Linked DNA regions of Homo sapiens: regions 1 and 3 are each linked to region 2. The links are chromatin loops, found by intact Hi-C in ENCODE. Cell type or tissue: Caco-2. All regions are shown on one strand. Links, peaks and the distances in the headings refer to the core of each region. The heading gives the core; the rest is flanking DNA.

Evidence for each region. Hi-C counts contacts between places; a loop is a spot of excess contacts. Peaks named below come from ENCODE experiments on the same cell type or tissue, not always from the same donor. Only the 100,000 strongest peaks of a DNase experiment are listed, where the experiment ranks them.
Region 1: a loop joins it to region 2, with 9 times the contacts of the local background. A loop is called at or near these places in 3 of 110 quality-filtered maps.
Region 3: a loop joins it to region 2, with 5 times the contacts of the local background. A loop is called at or near these places in 3 of 110 quality-filtered maps.

Annotation. Positions count from the first base shown.
Region 1 is chr4:68,957,577-68,968,180 of GRCh38, forward strand. No RefSeq gene overlaps it. Among named protein-coding and RNA genes, the nearest start is that of UGT2A3, 11 kb to the left of the region's middle. In Caco-2, for the core only: no CTCF peak of the experiment used is centred there; DNase peaks (open chromatin) are centred at 3,555 and 5,975.
Region 2 is chr4:68,727,484-68,738,087 of GRCh38, forward strand. No RefSeq gene overlaps it. Among named protein-coding and RNA genes, the nearest start is that of UGT2B15, 62 kb to the left of the region's middle. In Caco-2, for the core only: no CTCF peak of the experiment used is centred there; DNase peaks (open chromatin) are centred at 5,488, 5,828 and 9,528; H3K4me3 peaks cover 179 bases.
Region 3 is chr4:69,030,295-69,040,898 of GRCh38, forward strand. It overlaps the pseudogene UGT2B26P. Among named protein-coding and RNA genes, the nearest start is that of UGT2B7, 61 kb to the right of the region's middle. In Caco-2, for the core only: no CTCF peak of the experiment used is centred there; a DNase peak (open chromatin) is centred at 4,167.

The sequences.
Region 1 (10,604 bases), core at 1,638-9,637, 230 kb after region 2:
CTCATGTCTGGAGTTCTAAAGTAAAAGCTGTAGAATCTTTGTATGAGGGTGTTTGTGTCTGTTTATCTGTACATACGTGTATTTTTTATGTGTTATAGCTACAAGGAACCAAATAAAATTAAAGTTAAGGAGATCTCAGAAATTAAGGAAATAATAAACCTAATGGCTTTTCAAGTCTATGTGAATTAAGTAAAATTTTTAAAGAAAAAACTAGCTTTGAAATTGTTGGTAAACTAATATTAGAGATGTCTTAAGAATTGTTAGCATTTTTCTTTCCACTTATTGATCAAGTGGTTTCATACTTAGTCTTGCCAAATATTTTTGTTTCCTGCCAAATATTGTAAGGTGCCAAAATTTGGCATAAGGTTTATAAAACTGTGAACCCAGCACCAAACTAAATGATCTTTGCTTGTGTAATTTTTAGTAAAGAAAACATTTAATATTATTGGCTTAATGAGAGCAACTAAATCCTGAGTTATTGGAAAAATACCCATATATTTAACCTTAAGTTTCTTAGGTAAATACCTGAAATTCATAGGGTATAAACATAGTTAAAAAATAACTAAGGGATGACTGTTACACTTTTTATAAATAATCTAGGCAAACTATTAAATAAATTTATTATATGACTATGATAAAATGAAAGTCATATAATTTGGAATCTAAAGCTATATTAAATAATAGATATTTGTTAAATGTATGGGTAATTTTTGATTTCAAAAATTATAAGGAAACTTTAAAAAATGTTTTCTTATTAAAAGACAATTATTTTTCTAGTTCAACAGTTATTTAAAGTGTATATATTATACAAGGCAAAAGAAACTAGGGAATAAGAGATATTTAAAGAAACATACATATAAAAAGGTACCTTTGGTAAGAAAGATTACATGAAGACAAATCTTGTATTGTATATTTTTGTTCTAAAATAAAATAACAGGTTGTTGAAGAAGATGGATGTTTAAGACAAACCCCAAAGCCAAGTATGTTATGAATAATCTGTGTAAGTCATAGTAAGTTTAGTAAAATGAAATTTATTTTAAATACATATATGAAATATATATGAGTAAGTTGGCTATAACTAAAAAGAGATTATAATAGTCTTTCTGGTAATTGGACTTTAATATTAAAATTAAACTAATACAAAACTAATGAATTGGTTATAAAAATTATATTAAAATATTGAGTTAATGCAAGAATATTTCATTTTTTAAACTGTGTAATCTGATTAGTAGAAGTTTAGTTTCTGCTATATCCTGCTGCTTCAGCTCTTCCTTCCTTTTGAGAAGGCCTGGGATGGTAACTCTCTCCTTAAACTTTTGTTGAATCCTGTAACATTTCTTTTTATTCATAGTCTGAAGTAAGGGAGACAGTTTTTGAAAACAGGCAAATGAAAAACATTTTTTGGATCTGCCTGCCCAGACCAGCTCAGTTGTGGAGACCCTTACCCAGTGGCACTAGAGGAATTAAAGACACAAACACACAGAAATATAGTGTGTGGAGTGGGAAATTAGGGGTCTCACAGGATTCAGAGCTGAGAACCTGGAACAGAGACTTACCCACATATTTATTGACAGCAAGCCAGTGATAAGATTTACTAAAAGTATTCCTTATGCGAAATAAAGTAATGGGCCAAAACAAAGGATGGGCTCTGGCTAGTTATCTGCAGCAGGAACATGTCCTTAAGGCACAGATCGCTCATGCTATTATGTGTGCTTTAAGAATGCCTTAAGCACTTTTCTGCCCTGGGTGGACCAGGTCTTCCTTGCCCTCATTCCAGTAAACTGATAACCTTCCAGTGTGGGTGTCATGGCCATCACAAGCATGTCACAGTGCTGCAGAGACTTTGTTTATGGCCAGTTTTGGGGTCAGTTTATGGCCAAATTGGGGGGCCTGTTCCCAACATCTGCCTTTGTCTGTATCTCTGTTATATTTATATATTACTTGCGTCATGTGGAAGTGATATTTCAATATCAAAATATATGAAAGAGCTCTAATCAATTGACTTAAAGAAAAGTTAAGCGCTTATCACACTAACAAAAGCTAGCTTGGATACCTTTGAGTTCACATGACTATAGTAGTATTTGGTAACATTAATTTGGAAAATTTAATCTCAAAATTCTCTCTAATAGTATAAAATCTGAGTCATGTTATGTTAAATTAAGTAACCCTCAGTATGGTCACTGAGAATTTATGTTACTGAGAGTTAAAATAGTTGTAGAATACAAAGGTTTTTTTGGGTGAGGTTTATAAAAACAGAAGGATGGGTCAGGTGTGGTGGCTCATGCCTGAAATCCCAGCACCTTGGGAGGCCAAGGCAGGTGGATCATGACATCAGAAGATTGAGACCATCATGTCTAACATAGTGAAACCCCATCTCTACCAAAAAAAGATACAAAAAATTAGCTGGGCATGGTGGCAGGCACCTGTAGTCCCAGCTACTCATGAGGTTGAGGCAGGAGAGTGGTGTGAACCTGGGAGGCAGAGCTTGCAGTGAGCTGAGATCTTGCCACTGCACTCTAGCCAGGGAGACAGAGAGATACTCCATCTCAAGAAAAAAAATGATGGGGTAGATAGATAGATAGATAGATAGATAGATAGATAGATAGATAGATAAGACCAAATGGATAAAGAGAAAAATGAAAACTCAGGGAATGAGAAACTTTTGACTCTTGGGTGGCTACACGGTCACCCACCTTCAGGAGCTGCAGCTGGGCTGCATTCAGTTACTAAAGGTCAAAGTTACCAGTGGAAATTTAGAGATGGATGATAGCCACACTCCCAGGGAGTTAGTTCAGTGAATGCATAACAAAATGTAAACTAATAAGAAAACTACAAAATGTTAATTCCCTCAGTTATTGCTATCTGTAATCGCTAAAATGAAAGTAAAAGAGTGCTGGGTTTTGCCTTAAGGCTGGACCAAATTTATGTGGGTCTTTCTCAGCTCAGGCCACTAGCCTCAAAGCTACACACACACACACACACACACACACAAACATACACATCTTAAGCCAGGGCAACAAAGCTACTTTTGAGACCTGTAGTTACCAAGAACCTCTAGTCAATGTGGGGAAAGGGAAAGCCAAGTTAACTATTAAACCCAGAGGGTGTAATGTAAAGAAATTGCTCCATTTTGTAGAGTAATATAATCAGTTTCTGAGAAACCTTTACTATAATGGATTGGAAAAATAACTACTTTAAGGACAATATTTTTTATTTTAAGTGCTACAGAATGAAAGAGCATGAGTTTATGCAGGTCCCACAGCTCAGGATTAAATAATCACTGAAGAGTATATGTGACCCAGCTTCACAAAAGTTTATTCCTGAGAAAACAACCAGCCTAGTGGACAGAATAATTGCCATTGTTAAGTTTGATTACCCTGAGAAAGAGACTGCCCAACTCACCCTGTAAAATTCCAGGTGGAGTTCCCCAGATGAAGCAACTGATATGCTTCGTATACAAGCCATATGGGACTGGCTTTATCAATACCAGAATATTATTCAACTAAATATACCTATTACCCTGGTCATAGTAAAGGCTATGGTTAAGTGGGCCCCTTCTACCTGGGCACAAAATGCTATCAAAGGTGGGGTGAACCAAAGGGAGCTCCTGCTGGTCCCCAAACATCAAAGGGACCTACACCAGTTTTTTTTGTATTTGCCTTAGATTGGATAAGTTTTTTTTTTAAAGCATAATTTGTAATCTAATGGGAAAGCTGACATTGCCTGTGGCAATGTTGAGGCAAGTTTAGATAGAGATTGACAAAAGGGCTTGAGAATCTTGGCTCAACCCTATTCTGGGAGATTTTATTTTTACCAGAAAGTTAAATTTGTTTGAAGATAAAGAAGAAAAGCTCCTGGGATCAGAACATAAAATTGTAAATGTTGAGAGGATTACAAAATTTGAGATGTTTAAGCAGATTGTATGTAAGGTTGTTGTGACTCATTTACCTGATAACAGTGGTGTTCTTTACATTAGAATAGAGGACAAAAATTCCCAGATTTTCGTAGAGAGATAATATTGAAAACAACATGAGTAAACTAACCAAACCTAACTAATGAAAGATAAAAATTTTTTTTGTGGATTTTTGTTTGAAACATAGCTAATTATTTTTCTTTTTAGAGATTAGAAAACTTTTTTTTTCTTTTGAGCCACATACAACGTTTAACAATTGGGTAAAGTACACTCCTTTAGGCAAAATTTAAAACGTATTTCTCTCTCTACCTGATTTCTCCAGAATTTGAAGACTCATTGTAAGCATACTTAATTTACGACAGTATAGTTATTTGTGTAAGTTAAATAAGAATCTTTTTTTTTCTTTTTAATAACAGGACACTATTAGGAAATATATACCAAAGCTCTAACTCGAATGGAATACTTTCAGATTGCTTTTAGGGATCAAAGTTGACTAATAGAGCCAATAAAACCCCTTGGTAAATCTGACCTCTTAACTGGTCTACACGATTCTTGTAAGAATTTCTTCCCTATGGCAAGTAAAGAATGTCACTTTCTGACAGTCTCAGGAGCCCCACATTATCTTGGGACCTCAAGGTGAGAAATTCATCCAACCCATACTGATATTTGCAGGCACAGATAAATCCGTGGCTGGGCTGAAGGGTTTGAAAAGTCTAAGCTAATATTTCTTATGGACTAAAGTTCCAGCAAAGCTAATTTTAAGAATTCTATAAGGCAAATAATTATTCTGACTAACTTTATACAAAAACCCAGGCCAAGTAAAATAGGAATTTTTTTTTTACTTTATGCAAATATATTTGTCCTACTATTTTTTTTCTTCAGTAAAAATGGGAATTGAAGAAAGAAAAACTGTGCTTCAGGAAAATAATATAGCACACCTGTTGTTAGATTTGTCCTGTCTATTATTTTTGAGTTTTTAATATTTTATACACTGTGCACTTAATCCTGAATTTTTTCTTGGTTACAAGTCCCAAAACTAATGCTTGCAAATTATATTTTAATTCTTTTTCTGACTTGGCCTCAATAAAATTGTTACTACATCTTTTCTGAGGCCTTGATTCTTTGTAATACAGGTGAGAAAAAAGCATGTGAAATTGATACTACCTTCCTCCTCTTTAAACAAAAATCCTTTAAGTCTAATGTATAGAGAAATTGTGCCAAACATTAACCTTTTGTTTTTCTGCTGTCTCTACATAAATGCCTTTATTAAATATCTGTTTTCTTTCATAGATACAGAAGCTTAGCTTATCTTCAATGCTGCCTCCTTAAACAGATATGAGAAACATTTGTTTAACTGAACTCATCTAGTCTCAGGCCTAGAACACTGACTAAATAGATATAGGATGATATATTTAAGTTTGCTCTTCTTATTTAACTGAATCTGTCTTTCTAAAAACCTATAGTCTATTGTTCACTTAAGTGCTGTACTAGAACTGTGGGTGAGAATATTAACATCTTTGTTATACAACCATGAGTACATGCAGATAGCTGCATAGCAGTGATTTCCCTCCTATTTCCCTGTGATTAAATCCTTAACTATGCTCCTATCAGCAGGAAGAAACTAGATTGATTTTCACGCTTTTTTATCTCTATGTCCACAAACTTAAGAATAAGATGTATGAAAGCCAAAAGAGATATTAAAATCACCTTTGCAAAAATTATATCAGTGTGTAACCAAGCAGCTTAGCTTCAAACCACATTTTAAAAACTTTTTTATTTCCTCTTTCTCTCCAGTCTCAAGACACAGCTTTCCAACAATCAACAGATGTGTATTCTTTCATCTTGAAATAGAGCATGAGAATGTGCTTTAAAACTCCACTCTCCTTTCCCACTTTAAGCTCCCATGCCTTCTGCACATTAATTTACCTAGATGCCTGTTAAGCACACACCATGATAACTTATCTGACTATATACCGGTTAGAAGCTTCAGGGATCAAATCCTAACATGCTGCAGGCATTTCTGGAATTCTCTTCCCAACAGGAGATTACTTCAAGGCTGGAGTTCACTCCCAGTTAGAGTAACTGCAAGATTCTCTGTGATTAATTTGTAACCAGGTTGAGCACATAATGTTCTCCCCTTCACTAGATGGAACAATAATTCAAGATAAACCACTGGAGTGTGTCACACAACCTGGCACATCCGAACCCACCTTGCCTCTTCTGCATTCCAAGCCCTTCTTCTTAAATCATTGCCCTATCTACAGAAATTGAGAAGTAGTAAATTTTGAAAGAAGTGGTAAATTTTGAAAGTGCTTCTGGCCACTTTCCCCTTTGCTGACAACAGTAATAAAATTTACTGTCTTTCTTATTATATCCTGCTTTTACTATTTTGGCTTCTTTCTACAAGTGGTGAGCAACCAGACCCTCTTTTGTTACAGTGGAAGGTGACTGGATTATGGGAGTGAAGCATTATTGAATGATTTAGCACAATCCCCTTGGTGATAAGTTAACTGTCACTCAGGTAATTCACACAATAATTGGTTGCTTCAAACAGTTGGGAACATCCCTTCTCTCTCTTGATCCCACCCTTGCCATGTGATGCAATGGCTCCTTCTATAAATTCCATCACGATTGTATGCTTTCTGTAGTCCTCACCAGAAGCAGATACTGGAGACAAACTTGCACAGCCTAAAGAACTGTGAACCAATTAAACCTCTTTTCTTTATAAATTATTCAGCATATTAGTCTATTTTCACACTGCTCTGAAGAACTATGTAAGACTGGGCAATTTATGAAAAAAATAGGTTTAACGACTGACAGTTCCATAGCTGTAACAGAAGGCATGACTGGGAGACCTCAGAAAACTAAAAATCTGGAGAAAGTAAAGGGGGAAGCAAACACATCTTCCATGGTGGCAGGACACCGAGAGAGAGACAGAGGGACAGAGAGAGAGAGAGAGAGAGAGAGAGAGAGAGAGAGAAAGCAAAGGCAGAAGTAACACAAAATTTTAAACTATCAGATCTCATGAAAATTCACTCACTATCAAGAGAACAGCAAGGAGGAAATCCACCTCCACGATCTAGTCACCTCCCACCAGGCCCCTTTTCCAATTCAATATGAGATTTGTACAGGAATACAAATTCAAACCATAGCACCCAGCCTAATTTATTACTTTATAGCAATGCTAAAAATAGCCTAACACAGAAAATTGATACCAAGTGTAGCATGTTGGCATAGAGATACCTGAAAATGTGGAAGTAGCTTTGGAAATGGGTAACGGTCTAAGGTTGGATGGGTTTTGAGGGCTTAGAAGAAGAAAGGAAGCTGAGAAAATGTTTGGAACTCATTTGAGACTGGTGGAATGTTTGTGACCAAAATGCTGACAGAAATATTGACAGTGAGGGCCACACTGAGAAGGTCCCTGGTGAAAATGAGGAAGATATGAGGAACCAGAATAAGGGTCACCCATGTTACACCCTACCAAAAATCTTGGCTGCATTATGATCATGTCCTAGGGCTTTCTGAATGTTTCAACTTAAGGGTGATGACTTAGAGTGTTGGGTGGAAGAGATTTCTAAGAAGCAAAGCATTCAAGAGGTGACCTGTCTGTTTCTAACAGCCTATGATAAGATATAGAAGCAAGGAAAGAACCTAAAGTTAGAATGTGTATTTAAAAGGAAAAAAAAGAGCATAAAAGTTTGGAAAATTCTCAGAATGGCCATGATGTTGAAATGAAAATAGCTTTCAGTAGAGTTATTCAAGTGGGCTTCAGAGCATTAACTTGCTAGAGAGGTTTGCTTGAGTAAAAGGGAGAGTGGAAGCAAGAGAGAGAAGGTAAGTTGAAGACTTTTTTTAAGAACTAGATTTTTCTATGATGTATTAGTCTGCTCTCATGTGCTATAAGGACATACCCAAGACTGGGTAACTTATAAAGAAGCGGTTTAATTTATCAAAATTCCAGAGGGCTGGGGAAGCCTCAGGAAACTTACAATCATGGCAGAAGGAAAAGTATACATATTCTTTTTCACATGGTGGCAACGAGGACAAGAATGAGAGCAGCAAAAAGAGGGAAGCCCCTAATATAACCATCAATTCTTGTGAGAACTTACTTTTATGAGAATGGCATGGGGGAAACCACTCCCATGATCCAATTACATCCCACTGGGTCCCTCCTATGACACATGAGAATTATGAGAACAACAACTCAAGATAAGATTTTGGTGGAGACACAGCCAAACCATATCATTTGCTCCTGGCCCCTCCAAATCTCATGTCTTAACATTTCAAAATACAATTATGTCCTTCCAACAGTTCCCCAAAGTCTTAACTTCACCTTCTTCCATGATTGTAAGCTTCAGGAAGCCATCACTAGAAGTGGATGCTGGGGTCATGCTATACAGTATACTAAACTGTGAGCCAATTATAATTCCTTACTTCATAAGTTATGCAACCACATGTATTAATTCATAACAATGCAAGAATGGCCTAAGGCAATGAATTAAAGATTTAACTCTACAATCTCAAACTGTAAGAATCTTAAGGGAAAACCTAGAAGACACCATTCTGGACATTCGCCTTTGGAAACAATTTATGACTAAATCCTTATGTATTAGCCCATTCTCGAACTGCTAGAAAGAACTTCCCAAGACTGGATAATTTATAAAAGAAAGAGGATTAATTGACTCACAGTTCCACATGACTGAGGAGGCTTCATGAAACTTACAATCATGGTAGAAGGGGAAGCAGCCATATCTTACATAGTGGCAGGCAAGAGAATGAGTGTGTGAGGGAAAAAACTGTCAGACACTTATAAAACCATCAGATTTCATGATAACTTACAATCACAAGACTATCACGGGAGGCACATTGCCTCCATAATCCAATTTCCTCCCATGTGGTTTCTTCCTTGATGTATAAGGATTATGGGGTTTACAATTTATAATGAGATTTTAGTGAAGACATAAAGCCTAACCATAGCATTTCCCCCGGCCCCTTCCAAATCTCATTTCCTTACATTACAAAATCAATCATACCTATTCAACAGTCCCCCAAAGTCTTAACTCATTTCAGCATTAACTCAAAAGTTCATATCCAATACCTAATGTGAAATAAGGCAATTTCCTTCAACCTAGAAGCCTGTAAAATCAAAAGCAAATTAGTTTCTTCCAGTATACAATGAGGGTACAGGCACTGGATAAATGCTCTTATTTCAGATAGGAGAAATTGACCAAAATAAAGGGGCTATACTCCCCATGTACATGAGATATCTAGTGGAACAGTCATTAGATCTTAAAGCTCCTAAATGATCTCCTTTATACTTCATGTCTTACATCCAGTCATGCTGATGCAAGAGGTGAGCTCCCATGGTCTTGGGCAGCTATGCTGCTGTGGCTTTGCCCAGTGCAATCACCCTCCCAGTTGCTTTCACAGGCTGGTGTTGAGTGTCTGTGGCTTTTCCAGGTGTGTGGTGCAAGCTTTTGGTGAATCCACAATTCTGGGATCTGGAGAATGGTGACCCACTTCTCACACCTCCAGTAGACAGTGTCCCAGTGCAGACTCAATGTGGATACTCCAACCCCTTATTTCCCTTTAGCACTGCCCAAGCAGAGGTTGTCCATGAGGGCTTCATCCCTGCTGCAGATTTCTGCCTAGACATCCAGGCATTTCCGTACATCCTCTGAAAAGTAGGTGGAGGTTCCCACACCTCAGTTCATGACTTCTGTGGACTCCCAGGCCCAACAGCACGTGGAAGCCAACAAGGATTGCAACTTGCAGCCTCTGAAATAATGGGCTTAGCCACACCTTGGTACCTTTTAGCCATGGCTGGGAAACAGAGCACCAAGTCCCAAGGCTGCACAGAACAGCAGTGGACCACTTTTCTTTCCTAGGCTCCCAGATCTGTGATGGAGGGGTTGCTATTAAGAACTCTGACATGCTCTGAAGACATTTTCCCCATTGTCTTTGTGATTAACATTTGGCTCCTCATTACTCATGCAAATTTCTGAAGCTGGCTTGAACTCCTCCCTAGAAAATGAGTTTTTCTTTTCTACTACATGGTCAGCCTGCAAATCTTTCAAACTTTCAACCACAAATCTTTCTCTGCTCTCCTTTTTAACATAAGTTCCCATTTCAAGCCGTCTTTTCGTGAACACATAAGAATGAATGCTTTCAAAATCAAACAGGTCAATTCTTAAATTCTTTCCTGCTTAGATTTTTTTTTCTGCCAGATACCCTAAATCATCTCTCTCATCTTCATAGTTTCATAGATCTCTAGGGCAGGGGCAAAATGGTGCCAATGTCTTTGCTATAGCATTGCAAGAGTTACCTTTGCTCCAGTTTTCCAAAAGTTTCTCATCTCCATCTGAAACTGCCTCAGCCTAGAATTCATTGGCAACATCATTATCAGTATTTTGGTCAAAACTATTCAACCATTCTCTGGGAAGGTCCAAACTTTCCTACATATTTCTATCTTCTCCTGAGCATTTTAAACTATTCCAGTCTCTGCCTGTTATCCAGTTCCAAAGTCACTTCCACATTTTCAGGTATCTTTATAGCCATACCCCACTACCTCAGTACCAACTTACTGTAATAGTCCATTCTCACACTACTATAATGAACTTCCTAAGACTGGATGACATTGTTTGGCTGTGTCCCCACCTAAATCTTATCTTGAATTGTAACTCACAAAATT
Region 2 (10,604 bases), core at 1,558-9,557:
GTTATTGCTGTATAACTGTGCTACTGATTTGTGTATATTGATTTTGTAACCTGAGATGTAACTAAATTTGTTTATCAAATCTAGGAGTCTTTTGAAGAAATCTTTAGAGTTTTCTAGGTATACAATCATATCATAAGTGAACAGTGATAGTTTGACTTCATCTTTTTCAACTTGGATGTCTTTCATTTCTTTTTTTTCCCCTGATTGCTCTGACTAGGACTTCCAGTTCTATATTGAATAGAAGTGATAAAAGTGGGCATCCTTGTCTTGTTCCAGTTCTCAGAGGGAATTTCAGCATTTCCCCATTGAGTATAATGTTGGCTGTGAGTTTGTCCTATATGGCTTTTATTACTTTGAGGTAAGTCCCTTCTATGCCTAATTTGTTGAAGGTATTTATTATAAAGCATTGCTGCATATTATCAAATACTTTTTCTGCATCCATTGAGATGATTATGTGGCTTTTGTTTTTAAATCTGTTTATGTGATGTATTCCATTTATTGACTTGCATATGTTAAAACATCCCTGTATCCCTGGGATGAAACTCACTTGACCAGGATGTATTATCTTTTTGAGGTGCTATTGGAGTCAGTTAGCTAGTATTTTGTTGAGAATTTTTGCATCTCTGTTCATCAGGGATATTAGTCTGTAGATTTTTTTGTTTTTTGTTATGTCATTTATTAGTCTGTAGTTTTGTTGTTGTTGTTATATCATTTTCTAGATACTGGCTTCACAGAATGATTTAGGAAGAATTCCCTCTTTCTTTATTTTTGGGAATCATTTCAGTGGGAATAATTGATACTAATTATTCTCTGAGTGTGTGGTATAATTCAGCTCTGAATTCTTCTGGACCTGTATATTTTGTTGTTGGTGGTAATTTCTTTAATTTCTAATTCAATCCCACTGTTACTGGTCTGTTCAGGGTTTCTACTTCTTCCTGATTTAATCTAGAAGGGTTTTATGCTTCCAGGAATTTATCTATTTCCTCTAAATTTTTTAGTTGTGTGTGTAACAGTGATCATAGTAGCCTTGAATAATTTTTTGGATTTCTCTGGTATTGGTTGTAATACCTCCTGCTTCATTCCTAATTAAGCTTGTTTGGATATTCTCTCTTATTTTCTTGGTTAATCTCACTAATGGTCTATTAATTTTGTTTATCTTTTCAAAAAACCAGCTTTTTATTTCATTTCACTTACCTTTTGTATTTTTTGTTGTAATTTCATTTAGTTCTGCTCTGATCCTTCCTATTTCTTTCTTTCTGATGGCTTTGGGTTTAGTTTGTTCTTGTTTCTAGTGTTTCTTGAGTTGTGACAATATAGATTGTCAATTTGTGCTCTTTCAGCCTTTTTGATGTAGGCATTTAATGCTATGAACCTTAGTCTTAGCACTACTTTTGCTGTTTCCCAGAAATTTTGATCACTCTGTCACTATTATCATTCATTTTAAATAATTTATTAATTTCCATCTTGATTTTTACCCAAAAATCATTGAAGAGCAAATTACTTAGTTTTCATGTATTTATATAGCTTTGAGGGTTCTTTTTGGAGTTGATTTCCAGTTTTACTTCACTATGGTCTAAGAAGATACTTGATATGATTTTGATTTTCCTGATTTTACAGAGAACAATTTTACTGATTTATTTATCAGATCTAACAATTTTTAAATGAAATCCTTGGGTTTTTCTAGATATTATACTATGTCAAATGCAATGAAGAATAACTTGACTTATTTATTTCCAATTTGAATGCACTTTATTTTATTATTATTATTTTTTGCTCCTAATTGCACTAACAACATCTTCTGGTATTATGTTATATAAGAGGACTGACAGTGGGCATCTTTCTCTTGTTCCAGTCCCTAGGAAACATTCTTTAATTTTTTTCTTGTTCAGTATGATTTTAGTCATGGATCATATATGGCCTTTATCATTTTGGAGAATGTTTCCTCTAAAGTCATTTTGATGGTTTGGTGATCTAAAACCATTATAATTTATTATATAGGGATTTGGATTTTTATGGGCTTTTTTTAGCATGTACTGAAATAATCCTATAATTCTTGGATCTGTTAATACGGTGGGTCATGTTTACTGATTTGCATGTATTGAAACATCCTTCCCTCCTCCCTTGCACGAATTCTGTGTTACCCTAGAAAATTATCTTCTTAATGTATTATTAGTTTGGTTTGCTTGTATTTTTTGAGGACTTTTGCATCTACACTTGTATTAGTCCATTTTGACACTGCTAATAAAGACATACCTGAGACTGGGAAGAAAAAGCGGTTTAATTGGACTTAGAGTTCCACATGGCTGGGGAGGCCTCAGAATCATAACGGAAGGTGAAAGGCATTTCTTACATAGTGGCGGCAAGAGAAAATGATGAAGACGTACGAGCGGAAATCTCTGATAAAATCATCAGAGCTCATGAGACTTATTCAATACCACAGGAATGGTATGGGTGAAACTGCCCCGTGATTCAAATTAACTCTCACCACGTCCCTCCCACAAAAATGTGGAACTTTTGGGAGTACAATTCAAGACGAGATTTGGGTGGGGACACAGAGCCAAACCGTATAATTCTACCCCTGGCCCCTCCAAATCTCATGTCCTCACATTTCAAAACCTATCATGCCTTCCCCAATATTCCTCAAAGTCTTAAATCATTTCAGCATTAACCCAAAAGTCCACAGTTCAAAGTCTTATCTGAGGCAAGACAAGTCCCTTCCACATATGAGCCTGTAAAATCAAAAGCAAGCTAGTTACTTCCTAGATACAATGGGGTTACTGATATTGGGTAAATATAGCCATTCCAAATGGGAGAAATTGGCCAAAATAAAGGGGTTACAGGACCCATTCAAGTCCAAAATCCACCAGGGCAGTAAAAATTTAAAGTTCCAAAATGATATCCTTTGACTCCAGGTCTCATATCCAGGTCATGCTGATGCAAGAGGAGGATTCCAATGGTCTTGGGCAGTTCAGTCCCTGTGGCCTTGCAGGGTACAGCCTCCACCCTGGCTGCTTTCATGGGCTGGCAATGAGTGTCTATGGCTTTTCCAGTTGCATGGTCCAAGATGTTTGTGCATGTATCATTCTGGGGTCTGGAGGATGGTGGCCTTCTTCTTGCTGCTCCAATAAGCAGTGCCCTGGTGGGGACTCTCTGTGGGGGCTCACAGCACACATTTTCCTTTCACACTGCCTTAGCAGAGTTTTTCCATGATGGTCTCACCCCTGTAGCAAACTTCTGCCTGGACATTCAGGAGTTTCCGTACATCTTCTAAAATCAAGGTGGAGGTTCCCAAACCCCAATTTTTGACATCCATGTACTGCAGGCTCCATACCATGTGGAAGCTGCCAAGGTTTGAGGCTTCCACCCTCTGAAGCCATGGTCTGAGTTCTACATTGGCCCATTTCAGCCACGGCTGGAGTGGCTGAGATGAAAGGCACCAAGTCTCTAGACTGCACACAGCATGTGGACCCTGAGCCCTGCCTAGGAAACCATTTTTTTCTCCTAGACCTCTGGGTCTGTGATGGGAGAGGCTGCTGCAAAGGTCTCTGACATTCCTGGAAGACATTTTCCCCATTGTCTTGAGGATTAACATTCAGCTTTTCATTACTAATGCAAATACATGCAGCCAGTTTGAATTTCTCCTCAGAAAATAAGATTTTCTTTTCTATTGCATTATTAGGCTGCAAATTTTCCAAACTTTTATGCTCTGCTTTCCTTTCAAAAAGGAATGCATTTAACAGCACCCAAGTCACCTCTTGAATGCTTTGCTGCTTAGAAATTTCTTCTGTCAGATACCCTAAATCATCTCTCTCAAGTTCAAAGTTTCACAAATCTCTAGCCCGGGGCAAAATGCCACCCGTCTCTTTACTAAAACATAACAAGAATCACCTCTGCTCTAGTTCCTAACAAGTTCCTCATCTCTATCTAAGACAACCTGAGCCTGGATTTCATTGTCCATACCATTTCCAATACTTTTGTCAAAGTCATTCAACAAGTCTCTATGAAATTCCAAACTTTCTCTCATTTTTCTGTCTTCTTCTGAGCCCTCCAAACTGTTCCAATCTTTGCCTATTACCCAGTTCCAAAGTCGCTTCTACATTTTTGGGTATCTTTTCAGCAATGCCCCACCCTACTAGTACCAATTTACTCTATTTTTCTGTTTTCACACTGTTGATAAAGACAAACCAGATACTGTGAAGAAAAAGAGGCTTGGCCAGGCGTGGTGACTCACACCTGTAATCCCAGCACTTTGGGAGGCCAAGACGTGCAGATCATGAGGTCAGGAGATTGAAACCATCCTGGCTAACACGGTGAAACCCCATCTCTACTCAAAATACAAAAAATTAGCCAGACGCCTTGGTGGGCACCTGTAGTCCCAGCTACTCGGGAGGCTGAGGCAGGAGAATGCCATGAACCCGGGGGGCAGAGTTTGCAGTGAGCCGTGATCGCGCCACTGCACTCCAACCTGGGGGACAGAGCGAGACTCTGTCTCAAAAAAAAAAAAAAAAGAAAAGAAAGAAAAGGAGGCTTAATTAGACTTAAAGTTCCTCATGGCTGGGGAGGCCTCAGAATCAGAGCAGGAGGTGAATGGCACTTCTTACATGGTAGCAGCAACAGAAAATGTGGAAGATGCAAAAGTGGAAACCCCAGATAAAACCATCAGATCTCATGAGACTCATTCACTATAATGAGAACAGTATGGAAGAAACAGTCCCCGTGATTCAAATTAACTCCCATAGGGTCCCTCACACAACACATGGAAATTATGGGAGTACAATTCAAGATGATATTTGGGTGGGGACACAGAGCCAAACCATATCAATACTCATCAGTGATACTGGCTTGTAGTTTTATTGTTTTGTTATGCCCATGCTTTGTTTTTGTGTAAGAGTAACATTATCCTCATAGAATGAGTTTGAATTATTCCCTTTTTTTTTTATTTCTCTTTTTCTTTTCTTTTTTTTTTTTGAAAAGGTTGAGTCAGATTGGTATCAAGCTGTTACATGTTGGGTATAATTCAAAAGTGGGATCATAAGTTTCTGAACCTTTTTATTTTGATGAAAGACATTTTATTACTTCAATAACAGCTTCAATCCCTTGCCCATTATTATTTGTTTGATGTTTTCAACCGCTTTATAGTTCAATCTTAGTAAGTTTTGAGTCCAGAAATTCATATATTTCTTCTAGGTTTACTATTAATTTATCATAACAATTCTAATAGTTTTGTATTATTTTGGTCTCAGTTTTTATGTCTCTTCTTTTTCCATTTCTGATGGTTTTTATTTGCATCTTGTCTATGTTTTTCTTGCTTAACTTAGCTAAAGGTTTGTTAACATCATTGATCTTTGAAACAAGTCAGGGTCACTGGTCTGGTTGTCTAAGGTGTTATCAGAGCTTGTGATCTCAGGACCAAAAAAATTAAGAAGCGTGGTTACAAAGGGTGAGGTTGGAGCAAAAATTTAATAACAAAAAAACAAAGCTCTCGGCAGTGGAGAGGGTTCCCTGATGGTTGCTGTGTTACGGTTGTATTCAAAAGCTCTTATGAGGAACTGCTTTCATCTCTGTAACTGAGTAACTTTTCTTATCTATAAAACTGCCTGCATAGTTTCATCTCTGTAACTGAGTAACTTTTCTTATCTATAAAACCGCCTGCATATCTCCCAGTTATTCTCTGTCATTGTGGATATGTCTCCAGGAAAGCACAAAGTGCTGTTTCTTGCGTTTGTATAATGATGGGTTTGTTTTAGGTACACCCCCCTCCTCTCTTTGCAAATTCCCATGGAGCCCACTGTGTACATGTCTGAAAAGGGGAGGACACTTTTTCCTGGGAGCTTACTAATCATACAAAGAGCAAAGGGTTTCTATGCTGGACATTGCATGCCTTGCCTGCTTATCTGTGGCTTATCTGTGCAGGTGCACTGTAGCTGTGATTTTTTTTTTAGGCAGGCAGCTTCTGCAGTCTGAGTTTTTCCCCAAGCTGCTCTATTTTTCCTGTAGTTGTGAGTTTTCAGGAAGGCAGCATTTTTGAGGACCAGCCTTAATTGTTTACTTAACTGATTTTCTCTTTTCTTCTCCATCATCTTCACAAAAAAACAACTTTTTGTTTCATAGATCTTTTGTATTGTGTTTATTTTAGCCTCAAATTTATTTAACTGTGTTCTGGTCTTTATAATTTCTTTCTTTCTATTAGCTTTGGGTTTGGTTTGTTCCTGCTTTTTTAGTTCTTTGATGTATAGGATTAGGTTATTTGAAGTCTTTCAACTTTTTTGATACAGATGTTTGTTACAAGAAACTTTCTTCTTACAGTTTTTTTGGCCATCTTCCATAGATGTTGGTATGCTGTACTTCCATTTTCATTTGTCTCACAAAATTTTTAAATTTTCTTCTTAATAACTTCATTGACATGTTTGTCATTTAGCAGTATGTTTAATTTCCATGTGTTCATGTCTGTTTTCCAGATTCTTCTTTTAATTTATTTTTTGTTTTATTTCATTGTGGTCAGAAAATATACTTCATATGATACTTGTGTTTTTGAATTTGTACAGGCTTGTTTGGTAGCCTATCATAGAATTAAGGGAGACATTTTTTGTGCTAATAAAAAGAATGTCTATTCTACAGCAATTATGTGAAACTTTCTGTATATGTCAGTTAGGCCCTTCATATCTAGTGTGTACTTTAACTCTGATGTTTCTGTGTTGATTTTCTTCCTGGATAATCTTTCCATTACAGAGAATGGGGTGTTAAAGTCTCCTACTATTGCTGTGTTGCATGCTAGTTTTGCCTTTAGGTCTGTTAATGTTTGCTTTACATGCTTGAGAGCTCAGGTTTTGGTAAGTATAATGACTAAATCTTGCTAAACTGACCCCTTCATTATCATGTAGTTACTGTCTTTGTTTTTTGTTTTTTTTTTCCCGTCTGATTTGTAATCTGTTTATAACTACACCTGTACTTTTCTGGTTTCTAGTTGCATGGAATATATTTTGCCATCCCTTCACTTTCAGTCTATGTATGGCTTTATAAGTGAAGTGGGTTTCTTTAAGGCAGCATGATTCTTTATTCAGCCATTCTATGTCTTTTAACTGAGAACTGAGACAATTTACATCCATTTTTATTATTGACAAGTAAGGCTTACTAGAGCCATTTTGTTGATTGTTTACTGTTTGTTTTTAGACTCCTCTCTTCCTTCCTTCCTGTCTTTCTTCATAATTAGGTGATTGTCTCTGGTAGTATATTTCAAGTTGCTGCTTTTTAAGTACATCAATGATAGATTTCTTAACTGTGGTTACCAGTAGACTTACAGAAAACCATTTTAGAGATATGGCATGTTATTTTAAAGAGATCACAACTTAGATTGCAAATAAAATTATAAAATAAATAAGGGCAAAAGTCACAGAAAATGTATATACTTTAACTCAATCACCTACCCATTTTGACTCATAGTTATCTTGATTTACATATTTGTATATCATCTGTTTCTTAACCGGTTGCTATAGTTGTTATGTTTTCTGGGATAGGTGAAATGCAGAACACAAATTCAGTACTAGCTTATTCTGGGTTTTTGCATGTACTCAATTTTACCACTTGTTTTTATACCTTGAAAAGTTACTTTTTGCATGATAGTGTTTTACTCTTTCTGACTGAAGAGCTCCCATTAGCATTTTTTGCAAGATGGGTCTGGTGGTGGAGTCTCAGGACTTTTCCTTAGTTCAGCTAAAGATGGGATCCTTGTCTGTCCCATGGCCACAAAAATTTAGGCTCACAGATGGTTTGAATGTCGAGGACTCTGAAAGGCCAGAGTCCCCCTGCTAGAGTGCTTCCTGCTCAAAGCTTGAATCCCAGCTTCCACACAGAAAGAGGAGGGGCCTGGCTCTTCCCCACTGCAAATGGCACAAACTTGCTGAGGTTCCACCCCAGTGAACATTTTTCTCAGTGTTCAAGCTCTTTGGAGATTCTCTGGGGACCACCTCCTACCTGGCTGTCTCTTTCCCCCTTGTAAAGAAGTACATCTGAATGCTATTTGAAAGAGCATAAGGAAGATCAATCTTTACTGCTTCCTGCTGACAAGGGGTGCTGTTTTTGGGAAATGGTGGTCAGAGCTCACTCACAGGCCTATCTAAGAGTTCCCCCAGCAGAAAGGGCCATTGTCAGAGACTCTGCTTGCATTATTGTTTGGAGTTTGATGCCCTGAAGGCAAGAACAGACAAACTAGGTTATTAGAAAACATGTATCAAAATGAAACAAGGGGAGGAGTAAGGATAGCTCAAAAATTCTGAGGCCTTTTATCACTTTGCACAGGGAGAGAAAGGCCAAAAGCCAGACTGGTAAAATACCCTTTTGCTGGCATGTTGGTCTTCTGGGTTCCCTTCTTCTGGGCCCAATCTTTAGCCAACCAGCTTAAGGTTTGGAAAGTTAACTCTTTCCAGTTTGGAAGATGCATCTGAGGGGAATGTCCCAGAATACGGAGACATAATTACCTATCCGTGAAGAGAGAACAGAGGAGAAGAAAGGAAAAAGAAGGCACCTTTTAAAGAAGTCCCAGGGGGTCATGATGCATTCAAAATGGGTACAGACTGAAGGTGAATGGCTACTCACCTAGGAAGAGGGTGGCAGGTGTCCCTAGTTCTCTTCTCTTTCTAGCAGATACCTGGGGTACATGAGGGAGAAAGAGCATCCTCTTTTCTTCTTCCGTCCTTGCTTCCCCGAGTGCTGGTAACCTTGGTATGTGCTGAAACAGGTGTCAAAGCAACATGCACCCATGAACCAGTGGGGCCTAGGGGGTGAGAACATTCACTCTTACCCACTTACCCACATACACCCTATCTCCCCTGCTTTCAGTAGTCTGGGAGTCCCTAGACCTCATCTATGCCATGGATACTAACAAGGCTTTTATCCATGAACCAGGGAGCTTGGGCTTCACTTAATTGGCAGGAAACAGCCACACTCACCTGCACTGTGCATTTTGTTGCACAAAGTAGGGGCTTATCCTGCCTTAGGGACTGACTCTTTTTCAGGTTTGATATCTGCATGTTTTCCTTGGCCTGGCTCTTATAAAACCCCACCCAGGAACTGGGTTTTCTCCTGCCTGTCTGCGTGTGTGTTATGTGTAATGTCTGCAGAAAGAGCTCTAAATGATTTTGGCCTGAAAAAGACAAACACTTGCATCTAATATTTTTTAAAGAGAAGTTAAAAACTGTGGTACCGTTCAGTTCACGTGACTTTAATCTTTGAGAAATAGGAAGAGGCTTAAAGATTAATGGTAAAAAGCAGATGTCATTACAGTGTAAATAGGTGGACTAAATAACGCAATGGTGTCTTTGTCCATCTCAGGGCCATGAAAATTTAGGCTGGCAGATGGTTCAACAGGTGAGTAAAGCAGGGTTTTATTGGGTGAAAAGGAAAAAAAAAGGGGAAACAGGGATCTTCCACAAGGCTGGAGACCCCTGCCAGAGTGCTTCCCACTAGCAGCTTGAATCCCAGGTTCCACATGGGATATTTGCCGGGCTCCTCCCTGTTGCAAACAGTGCAAAATTCCTGAGGTTCCACCCCAGTGCACATTCCTCCCAGTGCACAGGCTTGTTGGAGATTCTCTGGGGACCTCCTTCTCCTCTGACTAGCTCAGTGGTCAATTCTATGTTTTGTTTGCCTGGTAAATACTTCATCTCTCATTTATATTTGATTGATAATTATTTTTGTTTCAATATTTTTTGGTGGCATCCTTTTGTGTTGAGCACTTTGAAAACATCATTCCAGTCCTTCCTGGTCTGTATAGTTTCTTTTGGGAAGTCTATCTCCATAAATATTGGCGCTGTTTTATATGTTATTTGCTTTCACTTGCTGATTTCAATCTTTTTTCTTTAATGTATTTTTTTTTGTCCTTTGTGACTTTGATTATTTTGTTAATTGGGGTAGTCTTATTTGGGTTTGCATTGTGTTCTAAGACCTTTCTGTACCTGGACATTTTATGTTTCTCAAGTTTTGAAAAGTTTTTTGTTACTATTTTTTTGAATGAGCGTTCTACCCTTGCTCTTACTCACATCTCTCTTGAACACCAATAATTCTTAGACTGGGTCTTTTGAAGTAATTTTCTATATTTTGTAGGTGGCACTTGCTTTTTTATTCTCTCTTGACTTTTTAAAAATAAAATAACGAGTCTTAGAGCTCACAGATTCTTTTCTGGGCTTGGATCATTCTGTGGTTTAAGACCTCTAATGGATTTTGAATTCAGCAAATGCATTTCTTAGTTCCAAGATTTCTGATTGATTTCTTTGTATTATTTTAACCTTTTTGTTAAATTTCTCGGATAAATTTCTGAAATAACTTCCTGTGTTAACTTAGACATTACTAAGTTTTCTTAAAACTGCTATTTTGTATTCTGGGTCAGAGAGCTCAGAAATTGGGTTATCTTATTAGTGTCAATCACTAGATTTTTGCATTGTCCTTTTGGAGAGGTCCTGGTTCCCTGTTCTCTGTTGTTTCTTGTGAATATATGCATGCCTTTGCATTGAAGGATTATTTGTTCCATTTTTTTTCTGTCTTTTTTTAATGGAATATATTTGCTTAGAAAATCTTTACCGAAAAGTCACTGCATTCACTTTAGTTCTAGG
Region 3 (10,604 bases), core at 984-8,983, 300 kb after region 2:
TGATTCGGTTTTGTTAGCTTTGAATTTTTAGTAGGAATGACTCTACCGTCTTCCTGCAGAGTGTCTGACTTAGAAAGAAAGATGGGAAGTGGGTGGGGTAAAGCAGATAGCAATTAGGAACTCTTGTACTTGTTGATTTATCGATACCATCACAAGTACGTGAGTTTCATCATTATTATAGATACAGAGGGATACTAAGGAGACTTTGAAAATAGGGTTGGTTAAATTAAAGCCTTGATTATGCAACACGTAAGAAGGTATTGGTCATTCATTAAGAGAATGTTTATAAAAGTTTAACAAAAACCACAGGCAAGAGGAAAAAAAATAGACACAGTTTCTGTCCCCACACACATTACATTCTATTTCAAAAGATAGAATATGTATAAGTAATAAAAATTGTGCAAAAGCTATTATCTCATGCCAAGATAGCATCAGTGGAGATAATAGAAAGTATCCTGGACGCACTGATAATGAAGCTGACAGCTGAACAATGTGCAGAAATTGGTGAAATAATGAGGAGGGCAGAAAACACAAAAAGAAAAAAAGGTAAAGTGTTCAGGAAAGTTCTCAAGACTCCAAGTTTAGTTTGCAGGGACAGGCTGAGTGAGAATCAGATGATGCTGAGAGACAAGTTAGAGCCTGATACTTATTAGGAGTTAAAATATTTATTAAGCACCTTTGGGGACTACTAAAAAGAGTTAGGAAATGAAGATATATGATAAGGTTATTTAAAAAAAAAGAAACAAAGAAAGAGCAGACCATTTGGGAAATTTTGCATGGAATCTGGTAGCAGATGATGGAAAAGTGGATTAGAATGTTGGACTAGAAGTAATTATGCCTACATTTGCAGTAATAGTACCCACTTCATATTGTGTTTTGTGGAAAAAATGTTAATACACACAAAACACTTAAAATCTCTCTGTTATATAGTCAGTGATTCAGAAATATTAATTTTGCAATTATGGTTATTTTGTTATGATTACTAACACTATTAATTACTTAACATGTGCAAGTCACTTGAGATACCATTCTTCATTTAATAGAACCAGATTGTTCAGCACATCAAGATTATGTTCTCTTGAAAAGTCGTGGAGGACAGATATATTGTGGACTTGAATAAAAGTAGGCATACTAGTTTTGCTAGTAAGATGCGTAAGTTGACATTCTAAAATTCTACTGTAAGTTATGAGGATTTTAAGTATTCTATCTTAAAAAGAAAATAGTTACTCAACAATATAAATGTGTATCCTTAATAATATTTGCAGCCAAACCCAGTGTTCACTTGATTTCACTCAAGGATGTAACTCATTCTACACTGAGATATCTGACGTTTACATCTTAGAACAGAAACATGCCCTATTAGAGCAGGTGTTTTCAGCCTTATGACAAGCAACTTAGTACAGCATCCTGGTTGAACTTGTGTCTAGACGCCAAAGCTCCCTACAGAGAAGCATGGAGAAAATGAATGATGCACGTATTATAAAGGCCAAATAATTTCTATCACTTGTATCTGAATAGTAGTAAACTTAGTTTACCATAATTAAAGAATTCTGTCTACTTAGAAGATGATGTTCTTTGTAAAGGAACACAAGAACCTCATGCATTTTAAATTAGTATCATACTTTTAAGACATAGGTAGAAAGTAAGCATTCTTTAATACATTATTAAGTAATCTCTTAAGATTTTTGTCTACATAAAACTGAGAATTTATTCCATGGGTAAAATACAATATCTATGTTGAATGCGAATTGTATGTGCTTTATGACTTTCTAAAGAGACAAAAGCTGAGGTAAGACTAATAAAAATTCTATGGCACCCTACCCTACTATTGAAAGATTTCCCTATTCATATTAAGGGAAAGTGATAGTGCCACTAGGAGGGGGAAGAGAATAGGAGGTGTAGAAGGATAAGAAAAAGGATGACTAGTAGTATAATAGTGATAATTACTAATAGTAGCTGTTGTTATTAACTTGCAGAAAGATTTGAATGCAAGTCAATGGTTGTAAAATTGGTTCTCTAATTGTTTATTATGTAGAATAATTGTTAACCCAAGTTGTTTTCTTTTAAATTAAATATTAGATTCTCATAATATATGTCTATATTTTAAGAGAAAAAGACATTTGGCAAAATATTTCTAGTGATTTAAAAATGCACATAATCATTGGTTTAATAATATAGTTTCATGTAATCATACTGAGAAAAAAATGAATTAAGATGTGCACATTTAATATTTATGGAAAATATTCATAAAATTCACATTGGAAATAATCCAACATCTTAAATGAAGGAATGACTAAAAACTTATACTATATGCATACTATAGCCTTACAATAATTTTATCAATCAAATATTCAATTACACTGTGAGCCATAATGCGAGTAAAGTGTAGTAGAAAATGATAAATATAACAAGATGACAAATTTTTTGTAAGAGGAAAATGTATATACAATAAGGTTAAAACTTTCTAAATAAATGTCATGAGTGTACATGTGTAAATAGAATAAAAGCCATGATGAGAATATACATATTTTACATTGGTAATATCTCTAGATAGAAATTTTAGAAATATTTCCTTTTCTTTATGAAACTTTTCATACTTTTGTTAAATTACTTACAGTGATTTTGTATTATTTTTATGAAGTTGTCACAGAGTCTGAAACAACCAGTCCACATCAGTGATGAATCAGTAAACAGAAGTTAGATTACTTCAACACTGGGTGGATGAAGAAGGCTCTGGGCATCAAGCCAGTGAGAGTAAACCCTGAACACGAGTTACAGTAAATGTGGCAACAGGTAACTGCAATCACACAAAATGTCTAGATGCCCCATGTATTATCTGGAATAGTAGTACAATGACTCTCACATTAACATTGATGTCTTAAGATTAAAAATCATATTTGAAAAAAAATACAGCAATATATGGTCTTCACAGTCAATATTTGGATTTTTTTCTTTGTTTTATAAACAGCAGTTCAAAAAAGTTTTACCCTAATGATTAAAACTGAAAGTTTTTAAATTTAAATATTGGCATAGATTGGAGAAAGCAAATCAGAGTAAATATCAATCAATTTTAGCCAAGTACATCTTCACCAAGAAGTGTAGTGTGAGTGAGCTACTCATGAGGGTGACCAGATCTCCCCTGTGGAAAGCGCTGGTGGCCTCTCCCATTATGGTGCAAGTGCTGCTGCCTCTGAGACACAACAAAGTGACAATGAGAGTTCCTCACAGGCAGTTATAAATAGAACATCAATTTAACAGTGTGATTTCAGGGAAAAGTTATTCCACCTAAAGAATCACCTGAAAAATATGATCATTCAACTATCTAACTATATACTGTACAATTCAGTATTATAAATGAGACTCTCAGTACTAATTCATAGAAATTCCAAACCACAACCAGACTCCAGAATGTCAGTGATTCTTAACCACCACTTTTTACTGTTACTTTTTTTCTTTTTTGAAAAAAAACTGGGAAACTCTGACAAAATTTTAGTGAAGTGTAAAGGATTACAGAGGAAGATAAATGTAGACAAAAAATCACCCCAACTGTGAGTAACGTTTCCTCAGTGTTTATAGTTAGGGAAGAAAACCATTGATAGCTTCAAACTAAAACAATTCTATAGAAAATGTTGCAGGAAGTGAGGGACCCCGAACAGAGGGTCCAGCTGAAGCCATGGCAGAAGAACATAAATTGTGAAGATTTCATGCACATTTATCACTTCCCCAATCAATACTCTTATAATTTCCTATACCTGGCTTTAATCTCTTAATACCAGTATCTTCATAAGCTGAGGATGTATGTCGCCTCAGGACCCTGTGATGATTGCATTAACTGCACAAATTGTTTGTAAAGCATGTGTGTTAGAAAAATATGAAATCTGGGCACCTTGAAAAAAGAACAGGATAACAGCAATGTTCAGGGAACAAGGGAGATAAACATTAGGTCTGACTGCCTGGGAGCCAGGCAGGACAGAGCATGTTTCCCTTATTACCAAAAACGGGTAAGAGAAATATCACTGAATTCTTTCCCTAGTAAGGAATATAATTAACAGCACTGGGAAAAGAATGCATTGGGGGGGGCGGGGCTAAAATGTCTGCTCTGGGAGTGTCTGTCTTATATGGTTGTAGATAAGGGATGAAATAAGCCCTGGTCTCCTGTAGTGCCCCCAGGCTTATTAGGATTAGGAAATTCCTGCCTAGTAAATTTTAGTCAGACTGGTTGTCTGCTCTCAAACCCTGTCTCCTGATAATGTGTCATCAATGACAATGTGTGCCCAGTGGGACATGAAACTTCATCAGGAATTCTATTTTCACCCTGGCCTTGTGACCTTGCCCTGCCCATTTGTCTTGTGATATTTTATTGCCTTTGAAGCGTGTGATCTCTGTGACCCACACCCTATTCGTACACTCCTTCCCCTTTGAAAATCACTAATAAAAACTTGCTGGTTTTGTGGCTCAGGGAGCATCACGGAACCTGCCAACATATGATGTCTCCCCCGGACACCCAGCTTTAAAATTTCTCTCTTTTGTACTCTTTCCCTTTATTTCTCAGACTGGCTGATACTTAGGGAAAATAGAAAAGAATCTACATTGAAATATTGGGGGCTGTTTCCCCCAATAAGAAAACCTGCCTGAAATAAAGATATGTGATTTAGTAGAATGACAATATAGAATTAAAGCCAAGTAGTGCCACTTTCCAAGAACCTATATTAGTAACTGTAAAATTATAAGTGAAGAGTCTGGGTATAGTGTTTTCTAACATTATCTCCCTGACTACTATGTAATAGCTCCATTTCATTTCTCTCTTACACACACACACAAACATGCACACACACATATTTACATAAACACACTTAGTAGAGGCTACCTATCTCATATTATACATCTTCTTGATAAGAAACTGAATGATTGGGTCAGTTAAAAGACATAATTTCCTCCAATAATTCCTGATAATACTTGATTTTCTCTCTTTAGTAATTTGTACCAATTCTTTCAGTAGTGCCTGCTGTGCTGTTACTCTTTTGTGATGGAACAAATTCTTTTTTCACAGGAAATGGAAGAATTTATCCAGAGCTCTGGAGAAAATGGTGTTGTGGTGTTTTCTCTGGGGTCAATGATCAGCAACATGTCTGAAGAAAGGGCCAATGTAATTGCATCAGCCCTTGCCAAGATCCACAGAAGGATAGATAAAGTTCCTTACGGTATGGAAAACTACCAAAAGAGGCTGTTAAAGTCTATAAATAATCCAATTATAGAAATTTCCTTCCTGGAAATGTAGCTCTTGGGAAAGCACTAATTATCAGATATTAGTTCAAAATGAGAAATGTACATGAAAGATGCTAAAGTAATACAAAGGGTATAATCATGGATAATAAATTTGGTACTAATATTGTGAACAGGAAGAAATATATTAAGAGGCGTAGGTAAAGTTTTGATATTATCATGATATTGAGGTCACATAAGAGATATCACCAAATTATTTCCCTGTCATCTGATCCTTATGTTTAAGGATTCCTGAGGAAATTATACACACTATAGATGTTATCAGAAGAAGTTACATTTTAATGGGTGACTTCACTAGCACAATAACAATAACAGGTATTTCAAAATGTCTAACATGCATCATGCAGTTTAGGCTTGCCATGTAATCTGGCCTCATGTAGTTCCTCCACATTTTGGAATAGGCCCATCTGAGTGATGTTCAGGGTACTATTCAGAGAAAGAATGGCCTAGGCTGACAGACTTAGTCCAAGTTCTCACCTAGCCAGGTAGATTTAGAAAAAGAGAAAAAGCAGCCTCCCTTGCTGGACTGGGCCCAGCCAATGTCTAAAACAGGAAGATGAAAGAAAAAGGATGGAAATGGATCCTGACCTGAAGGTGGATCCTGTGCTGTATAAAATGTGGCCCCACAAGGACTCAGCACTAACTATCAGATTAACAATTCTTCCCAATGGAGGCAGCAGAAAAAAATATAGGAAGGAGTCAAACAGAAGGAAGCCAGGTGGGGAATAGGTTCAGATGCTCCCTCTATAATACATAGTAGGAACATATTTTCTTCTGTATAGAATAAAACGGTGACTTTTGTGTATTTGTCAATTACTTTTTAGCTCCCTATCTGATATAGTCTTCTTGCAATGACCTCCACTAAAGTTTTTTGCTGAAAAACCAGTTATTTTAATACTGATATAACAAGTAAAACACTGTAAATTATTTATCAGTTTATGAGGATTGCTTGGGAGTTCCAAAATTAGTAACTTAAACATAAGAATGTCTTGGCTATAGTAGAACATATTAATCACTGTTGTCAAAGCTTTGTAGCACATTGTCTAAGTGTTAACAATCTGTTGACCAAATTCAGAAAAATATGATTTTGAATTTGTTCAACAGCTATATCTTTATTTATGATACCAGCAGGTTCCTCATTTCAATGCTGAAAAAAAACAACAAAAATTAGCAATACTGATAATACTCTGAATTTGTCTCAGAAATTGTCCCTTGAAATTTCTCCTGGAAGTAGTGCTTGATAATTCATAATTTCAAAGAAGTTATACATGCTACCTTTGTAGCATTATTTCTTACAATTAGCTTATTTTATCAACTTGCTTTTTTGTCAATCAAAGAACACCAAACCCTAACATAATAACTTATAGACAAGCAGAAATACATGAATTACTTCCTATATTACCAAAAATGAATAAATTAATATTTAATTTGGAAGATGAAAACTAGTATAAAATACATAAAATAAAATAAGCATATAGGTCATTACTAAATTGTTACTGCTTATTCTCACTAGAATTATAATGACTATTTAAATATTTTTCATACATACAATTTTTTAGAATTTTTGTGTGCTTAAAATTAAATTTATTTTATTTTTTAAATTTTATTTTAAGTTCAGGGGTACAGGTGCAGGTTTGTTACATAGATAAATTTGTATTATGGGAGTTTGTTTTACACATTGTTTAATCGCCCAGTCATTAAGACCAGTACCCATTAGTTATTTTACCTGATCTTCTCTCTTCTCCTGCCCTCCACCCTCCAATACACCCCAGTATGTTGTTCCATGCTATGTTTCCATGTGTTCTCATCTTTTAGCTTCCACTTAACAGTGAGAACATGTGGTTCTGTTTCTATGCTAGTTTGCTAAGGATAACAGCCTCCAGCTCCATCTATGTCCTGTAAAATACATATCTTGCTTTTTTATGGCTGCATAATATTCCATGGTGTATATATATCCCATTCCATTTTCTTTATTCAGTCAATCATTGATGGGCATTAAGGTTGATTCCATATCTTTACTATTGTGAATACTACTGCTATTAATAAACGTGTATGTGCCTTTATAAGAGAATCATTCATCATCCTTTGCGTATATACCCACTAATGAGATTGGTGAGTTGAATTGTATTTTAGCCTCTAGGTTTTTGAGGAAGTGCCACACTGTCTTCCACAATGGTTGAACCAACATAAACTCCCACTAACAGAGTATAAGCATTCCTTTTTCTACACAATCTTGCTAGCATCTATTACTTTTTAAGTTTATAATAGCCATTATGACCGGTGCAAGATAGTATCTATTGTGATTTTGATTTGCATTTCTCTAATGAGCAGTGATGGTAAGCTTTTTGCATATGATGGTTGGCCACACATAGGTCTTCTTTTGTAAAGCATACCAATTTTTTAAATACTTGAACTTTTCATTTATAATCTCATTTTTCTAAGCTATTATTTGGAAAATCCTGACTTCCTTATATGCTTAACTAATTATAGAAGTTAAGAAAATGAAATGTTGGCATTCTATTTACATCAGTCTTTGAGTAGTTTTATTACCTAACATCCCTGATCTCATTCTTAATCTCTTTAGAGTCCTAACATTCTCTAACTTTGGAGTTCTACTAACGGAATAAGATATTTTTTTTACTGTAGCAGGTTCTGTGGAGATTTGATGGGAATAGACCACATGGCTTGGGACTCAATACTCGAGTGTACAAGTGGATACCCCAGAATGACCTTCTTGGTATGACTCTGGAGTAGAAATACTGAATATATTAGTACCAGCCCATTAGAGTGTGAATAATTAATCATGAAATAAGCTTATTCAAAATGTGTTATGGAAAAACTTATAAATAAAATGAAACTTCTTTGTATTTATTTTCCAGTCCTTCGGGGAACATAATAAGCTATAATTGCTGGCATTTTATGATATACATTCACAGTCTTTATGGTCAGAATCAGGGTATTTTTATTTCAAGTGTTATTATTTCTTGCAGAATTTTTTATTAACGTCATAGATTGTCTCTTTGTCTCCTATTTCTATAACTTTACACTTGTTCTTTCTTTTTATGCAGGGTTATTTCAAATGTCACTAATAAAACAGCTCTTCTGCTATCACCAGGAAGTCTGAATTTTCTGTAGGATTAAATTCCTAATCTTAATCATAAAGTGATGACTCATTTCGTGACGAAGTGTGACCTGTCCTTCCTCAATCATAGCACCACCACCACCCCACTGCCTGCTGCCTTGCACATCTCACATATCACATTCCGTGACTGCACTTAGGAGAACACATTCTTACATGTCCTTCTCTTTTCTTTGATTCTTTTTCTTTTTTTTTCGCATTTAATTTAGATCACATTGTTTCTTTAGTCCAACTGGTAATCTTGTTTAATTTTTTTTCAGTCTGAAGTCACACAAAACATATAGCTTTCACTTATATCTCCAGCAGAAGTATGTGCTCCTTCCTCTGAAGTCTGAAACACAATTTTAATTTAGTTCAATGTTTTAGCTAGAAAACACTGTCACTTGCGTGTTTTGTTGTGCATTTCTCATTTTATTCCTATGAGTAATATTGCTAAAATTTATCCAATCCTAGTTCATCCAAAAACCAGGGCTTTTATAACTCATGGTGGATCCAATGGCATCTACAAGGCAATCTACCATGGGATCCATATGGTGCACATTCCATTGCTTGCAGATCAACCTCATAACATTGCACACATGAAGGCCAAGGGCACAGCTATTAGATTGGACTTCCGCACAATGTCTAGTACAGACTTGCTCAATGCTTGAAGCCAATAATTAATGACCCTTTGTGAGTATAACAATATCTTTTCACTAGGTGGTATTTATAGATACCTTATCTTCTCAATAGTATGAGTTTCATCCTTTTTTCAAGAGACTAATTTTGAAAGAATTTAAATGATGTAACCAATCTGAAATCTTCTTTTATTTTTGAGCAGTTGTTTAAAAACTGTTTTTAGAACTCCGTACATTTAATGGGTATCCAATAGTGAAACAATTTTTTACACAAAAATAATTTTCAAGTAATATAGATAATATAAAAAAGACTGTTTTAAAAAAATTTCATGATCAGTCCACAGTAGAAAAGAAGGATAAACTTAAAGAAATATGATAAAATGTTTTAATTAAACATCCAAAATATCTAAAAGTATAACTATTTTCCTGCTGAAAAATTCATTTTTATTCTTTTCATTATTGTAACAGGCTTGATAATTAGATATAATTTCCACGACTTAAAATCCACCTATTTAAGGTTTAAAATCCCAATATATTTAGAATGCTTACGAGTCACGAAGCCATCATCTGCAATCACATAATTTAGGGTGTTGTGTAAACGACTTATTTCACTGAGCATAATTTTTTGGGTTTTTTAAAATAGTTTTTAGATTCGTTCATGTTGTAGTGTGTATTAATACTTCATTTCTTTTTACAGCAGTATAATATTTTATAGTATGGATATGCCATATTTTATATGTTCACTTATCAGTTCATTGGCCTTTTGATTGTTTCCAATTATGGCTACTAGGAACATTGCTACACGTGTTTTTGCATAAACATGTTTTTCTTTATTTGGGATTGATACTATAAGTGGAATTGCTGGCTCATGTGGGAACTGTATGTTTATGAAGAACTGCTGAACTGTTTCCCAAAGTCCTTGTTCCATTTGTCATTCCCACCAACAGTGCAAGAGGGTTCCAATTCCTCCACACTGTTGCCAACACATGTTATTATCTTTTTGTTATAGCCTTCTTAGTGGGTGTGAAATGATCTTTCATTGTGGTTTTGGATTGGATTTTCATTACAGCTAAAAATGTTGACCATTGTTATATGTGCTTACTGACCATATATGGCTTTGGAAAAACACGTATTCCAATCCTTGGAACATTTTTAAACTTTGCTACTTGTCTTATTATTGAGTTTTAAGAACTATTTATGTTTCATGGATATAATCTTAGATACATAATTTGCAAATATTTTGTTTCATTCTGGGTGTGCTAACATTTTACACTTTTGATGATGGTTTTTGAAGCACAAAATTTTTAATTTTAATAAGTTAAATTTTTAATAATTGATTTATTTATACTCCAAAGGATACAACATGCAAAATGTCTACCCACTCCAGCTACCATCAGTTCAGCATTTATAACTACTATCAATAATGTTTTCATGTAAGACAGCCATCACCTAAAGGAATACTTTTAAAACAGGTTGTACAATAAAACAGGTTGGACCAATATAAAAGAAATATAAAATAAGGTGGTTTATTTAAATGTAAATACACAGATACTTCCATTAAATCT